Regions from separate parts of the Homo sapiens genome. Here region 2 is linked to region 1. The links are chromatin loops, found by intact Hi-C in ENCODE. Cell type or tissue: A673. All regions are shown on one strand. Links, peaks and the distances in the headings refer to the core of each region. The heading gives the core; the rest is flanking DNA.

Region 1 (2,923 bases), core at 271-2,770:
GCAAAAACCAAGTAATTAGACCATTCATCACAATTTCCATACTTAAAAAACTAATACTAAGTTTTTACATGTTATCAATAAAAGTAGCATTTTAACAATTATCCTTTCCACATTATTTGATAAATGCTATTGGTTTTGTCTGTTATTTTTATAAATATATAATTTGCTTTAATTACTTAAATGTTCCTTGAGCCTTAGAACTTAAATCCTGATGAGGGTTTTACTTTTTAAAATACTGAAGTTTATTATTTATGCATGTTTTACAGAAAAATGAGTGGCTTTTAAAAGATCAAAATTAAAGGCTTAAACATGGAATCTCTAGGACATATAAAATATGAGTAGAACTGTGTATTTATAAGATGTTAATGTAAGACTTCAGGCCTTGTAATATCTTAAAGGAACCACTTCACTGTAAGGGAGCAGTTTGTCTTTCTACCTTTCCAATTGTATTGAGATTTTGCCCAGTATGTCTTTTTACTTAAACACCTTGGTGAAAGCTATCCAGCATCCTGTTTTAAATCTCCTTTGTTGCACTTACCATAATTACTTTCAGATCTGTTTCCATTCTCAGAAACTGAAACTGTAAGCTCATGTGAGTGGGGAATCCGACTTGTTTTATTGCATGTGAGCTGAGCACTGTGCCTTGTGTCAGTAGTCAGTGGTGTTCCTTTAGTCCTTGTTATGTTAATAAAAAAGCTTTGGTTTTTGCAAGACTTTGTTTTTAGAGATTCTGGAAAGGAACATATTAACCAAAAAGAAGAGCTGACTTCAATTTTACTTGTCTTGAAAATAACTGACTACTAAAGGGATGTCAGGGAACATTAGTGAAAATGGAGAACTTAAGGAGTTAAAGTTTTAGCTGTTTTTTTCAAAGGATATTGTCCTTCAAAATCTTTACCTTGCATTTTTGTTACTGTGATTTAAGATGGTTGTAATTATCATTGATTGATGATACCTATCAAAAGGCAACCCTAACCAACCATTTCTGCTGGATTCTGAATGCCGAGAAAGAAAAACTGAGAAATTTGTGAACTATTACAAGTCGTCTGTAAAATGAGATAATAATATCAACTTCACAAGGTAATTTAGGCTTTCGTGAAAACTAGAGTGTGAAAATGCTTAGTAATGTGCTGGGCACACTGCAGGTGCTCTACAAATAACTACTGATAACTACTTTTTTTCATGAGTAATTGTACATTTTCTTTCTTCCTTCCTTTCTTCCTTCCTTCCTTCCTTCCTTCCTTCCTTCCTTCCTTTCTTTTCTTTTCTTTTCTTTTCTTTCTTTTCTTTCTTTCTTTTTTTGTTTTCTTTTGTTTTGAGACAAGATCTTGCTCTGTTGCCCAAGCTGGAGTGAAGTGGTGTGATCTTGGATCACTGCAACCTCTGCCTCTTGGGCTCAAGTGATCCTCCCTCCTTATCCTCCTGAGTAGCTGGGACAACAGGCGCACATCGTCACACCCAGCTAATTTTTGTATTTTTGTAGAGATGGGGCTTCACTTGGTGTTGAATTCCTGGGCTCAAGCGATCCACCCACTTCGACCTCCCAGCGTGCTGTGATTACAAGAGTAATTGTAAATTTAAAATGAATTTCTTTCCCATCCCAAACCAGTATCAAAATGCAAATATAGTAAATTACTTTTTAAAAGAGAGATGTTTAATGGCAGTTGTTGGTAGTCTTTTGAGTCTTTAAGTGGGTATATTATAGAAAAACAACATATCTCTGCTTGGAGGGAAGATTTAACTAAAAACAAGAAAAAGAATAGTAGATGAACCATGATTCTTTAACATACAGGTTGCAAACTAGTGACCTGTCAGTTGGATTTGGCCTGTAGGCATGTTTTTGGCTTATAATGTAATTTTTTAAAAATTAGTGGCCAACAATTAAAAATTGGGAGAGTTTTCAAAAGAAAATGCAGATTTCTGACTCATCTTGAAAAATGGTAAGATGGGCAGCACAGGGCCTGTATTCCCAATTGCAGCCCTCAGTGGAGCTAAGTAGGCTGTTCTCCCTGCCATCTGCCCGGCTCTCAGTTGCCATCACTCACTGCATTTGGACTCTTTCTTCATATAGTGAGCCGAGGGGGGAGTGATAGTCTCATGTTCCTATCAAAAGAGGGAAACCTAAAATAAGGCCATTTTTGTTTTTGTTTTTGTTTTGTGAGACGGAGTTTCGCTCTTGTTGCCCAGGCTGGAGTGCAATGTGAAATCGGCTCACCGCAACCTCCGCCTCCCAGGTTCAAGCGATTCTTCTGCCTCAGTCTCCCAAGTAGCTGGGATTACAGGCTTCCGCCACCATGCCCAGCTAATTTTTGTATTTTTTAGTAGAGACGGGATTTCACCATGTTGGCCAGGTTGGTCTTGAACTCCTGAGCTCAAGTGATCCACCCGCCTCGGCCTCCCAAAGTGCTGGGATTACAGGCATGAGCCACCACACCTGGCCAGGCGATTTGTGTTTTAAGAAAAACAAGAAAGCATGTAATTCTTTGCGAAAATAATGAACATTTCTATTTATATCTGTCAAAAGTCCTGTTTCTTAGGAGTTAAGACATAATTCATAGCAATTAATATATGTGGAGAAGATACGTAATGAAAAACTAACTAGAAGAGGAATTCAGACATTGAAAGGGATTATTTTAAAGTGAGAATAAAATTAGTAGTGCCGCTGTGAGGAAAATAATCTTCACGTACTTACGTATGATGAGAAACTTCCTAAGTGTCTAGAGATGGCAAGAAACTTTGTATGTTTTGCATGACAGTAATTGTAAATATGAGCTTATCTGGAAATATTGTTTGCATAGATGTTAAAAATATGGGCAGGACAATGTGTACTAAAATGCTGAATTCTAGTGAGGCTGACATAAGCTTATTTTTTAAATTCTTTAATTTTTGTTTTTATATATTTTTTGAGACAGGGTCTCATTCT
Region 2 (2,923 bases), core at 217-2,716, 52 kb before region 1:
TGAATAGCTGGGACTACAGGTGTGTGCCACCATGCCCAGCTAATTTTTGGTATTTTTTGTAAAGAAGGGGTCTCCCTATGTCACCTAGGCTGGTCTCAAACTCCTGGCTCAAGCAATCCGCCTGCCTTAGCTTCCCAAAATGCTGGGATTACAGGTGTGAGCCACCATGCCCAGCCCATTTTCTTTTTTAAGGTGGCATTTTTTTTAGTTTTAATTTTTGTGGATATATATATATATATATTTTAAATGGGGTACATATTTTGATACAGGCATGCAGTTATAATAATCACATCACGGAAGCTGGGATATCCACCCCACAAGCATTTATCCTTTGTGTTACAAACAATCCAATTCTACTCTTTTGGTTGTTTAGATGCTTCATTTTCTTTGTTCCTTTTTTTTTTTTTGAGACAGAATCTCACTCTGTTGCCCAGGCTGGAGTGCAGTGGCGCGATCTTGGCTCACTGCAACCTCTGCCTCCTGGGTTCAAGAGATTCTCTTGCCTCAGCCTCTCAAGTAGCTGGGATTACAGGCGTGCGTCACCATGCCCAGCCAATTTTTATATTTTTAGTAGAGACGGGGTTTCACCATGTCGGCCAGGTTGGTCTTGAACTCCTGACCTCAGGTGATCTGCCCACCTTGGCCTCCCAAAGCGTTGGGATTACAGGCGTGAGCCACTGCACTTAGCTGAGATGCTGCATTTTCAATGCCAACCCCTCAATCCCTGCCCATTGTGTGCACTGAGACCATCAAGTGATTTTTTTATATATCCTTCATGTAGACCTGCACTGGCTAGTACATACAATAGCTGCTTGGCATGTGTGACTGTGTAAATTCTAAATTAGTTAAAAATAAATAAAAATCAAAATTCAGTTTCTCTGTTTAGCCATATCAAATGCTCAATAACCACATGAGATTAGGGGCTACTGTGTTGGAACAGGGAAGATACAGGACATTTTCATTTTCACTGAAAGTTCTATTAGACAGTGCTGGTGTAGATTCTGACCTGCTCAGCTCAGCCTTAAGAACAAAGTCTTGAGCCTAGCACGGTGGCTCACGCCTGTAATCCCAGCATTTTGGGAGGCTGAGGTGGGAGGATCACTTAAACCCAGGATTCGAGATCAGACTGGGCAATACAGGGAGGCCCTGTCTCTACAAAAATACAAAAAAATCAGCTGAATGTGGCAGTATGCACCTGTAGTCCCAGCTACCTGGGAGACTGAGGTGGGAGGATTGCTTGAGCCCAGGAGGTTGAGGCTGCAGTGAGCTGTGATCACACCACTGCACTCCAGCCTGGGTGACAGACAGCAAGACTCTGTCTTTAAAAAAAAAAAAAAAAAAAAAAAAAAAAAAAAAAAAAAAAGATAGCATTTTTTACCTCAAATAATGACAGAACGCAGAATATTTCTCAGCAATAAGAAAAGCCACCCCAAGAAGCAGCAAAGAGATGGGCTCACAGTCTCTGAAAAGGAAGTCAGTCATTAGCCACCTTCTGACATCCTAGCAATTAGCTGGTCTTGGGAGAAGAGCAGGTATCTCCAGAGAGGTGCCAAATAAATAGGATAAGAGACTATAAAAATGAAAAGCCTTTTGGCCTTTCATCACAGGATAATCCAATGCATGCGAATTAATGGTGAAAGGCTCAGTAATAGCCTTTGTGAGGAAATAGGAGCAGTGTAGCAGGATATCCTTTTTCCGCACTAAAGCACCCAATTCTTTCAATTTTATATACAGCGGAAGCAATTAATTGTACTAGAAAGAAATCCACAGCTGGCTTTTCCTGATGGCCTCATAAGCAACAAGCACTATTGTTCAGTTTCCGGGACAGATGTAAAGTCATTCTATTGCACTGCTGAGATTTTTCTGAATGTTTAGTTTGACTTCTCCAAAGATAACTTATGTGTTAACATCTAAAATTTGATTCGTCTTGTCATCACACATTTTCAGTATAAGCAACTGTCAAAAAGTTAATTTTTATTGTGCTATTGCACTCCAGCCTGGGCAACAAGAGTGAAACTCCATCTCAAAAAAAAAAAAAAAGTTAATTTTTGATTTGTAATATAATCCAGCACGTGACTTGATGCTGGTATTTTTTCCAAACGTTATGTGACTGAATCATGTTATTCACTTTTGTTTGTTTTACATGTTTACATGCAGTTGAACTGCACTGCCTCTGCTTTTGTGGTATCATCCACAGTGTGGCTATTCAGGAATCAGGCATAACAAGATTATACATCAAAAACTCAGAAATTTAACATTTCAAATGCTGGCCTGTATGGCATTGCTTCACCTTCTAGATGCATTAAAATACACCATATTTCATTAATTCTCAGATGCACATTTTTTTTGACATTTGAAACTTTCTGGAATTGCGATATCTTAATTAACGTGTCAGGGTTTAACTGGCAAGGTTTTTCTTCCTTAGTTGTACATAAAATAATGATGGATCTTATAATCAACAGTATCCATGCTGTTCTTTGGGTGGAAAAAACCCACAACGAAACAGTACCCTAGTTTTGATGACATATGGTATACATAGTTAAAATCTCATGAGTATGATGTGTTATTGCAAGTGTAACAACAGAACAACTCTTTATTTATTTTTTCTGAGACATGGTCTCCCTCTGTTGCCCAGGTTGGAGTGCAGTGGCATGATCACAGCTCACTGCAACCTCTGCCTTCTGGGCTTAAGGGGTCCTCTTGCCTCAGCCTCCCGAGTAGCTGGGATGACAGGCAAGTGCTACCATGCCTGGCTAATTTTTGTAATTTTTATAGAGATGGGGTTTTGCCATGTTGCCCCGGCTGGTCTGGAACTCCTGGACTCAAGCGATCTGCCTGCCTTGGCCTCCCAAAGTGCTAGGATTACAGGGGTGAGCCACTGTGCCTGGCCTAGAATAACTCTTTTTACCAAGAAAAATATTCA

What was found. Hi-C counts contacts between places; a loop is a spot of excess contacts. Peaks named below come from ENCODE experiments on the same cell type or tissue, not always from the same donor. Only the 100,000 strongest peaks of a DNase experiment are listed, where the experiment ranks them.
Region 2: a loop joins it to region 1, with 6 times the contacts of the local background. A loop is called at or near these places in 11 of 110 quality-filtered maps.

The regions. Positions count from the first base shown.
Region 1 is chr10:86,798,253-86,801,175 of GRCh38, forward strand. The region is part of intron 1 of BMPR1A (bone morphogenetic protein receptor type 1A); the gene reads left to right. Among named protein-coding and RNA genes, the nearest start is that of BMPR1A, 43 kb to the left of the region's middle. In A673, for the core only: no CTCF peak of the experiment used is centred there; DNase peaks (open chromatin) are centred at 599, 1,119 and 1,419; H3K4me3 peaks cover 843 bases; H3K27ac peaks cover 2,359 bases.
Region 2 is chr10:86,746,263-86,749,185 of GRCh38, forward strand. No RefSeq gene overlaps it. Among named protein-coding and RNA genes, the nearest start is that of BMPR1A, 8.9 kb to the right of the region's middle. In A673, for the core only: no CTCF peak of the experiment used is centred there; a DNase peak (open chromatin) is centred at 1,629; H3K4me3 peaks cover 645 bases; H3K27ac peaks cover 1,882 bases.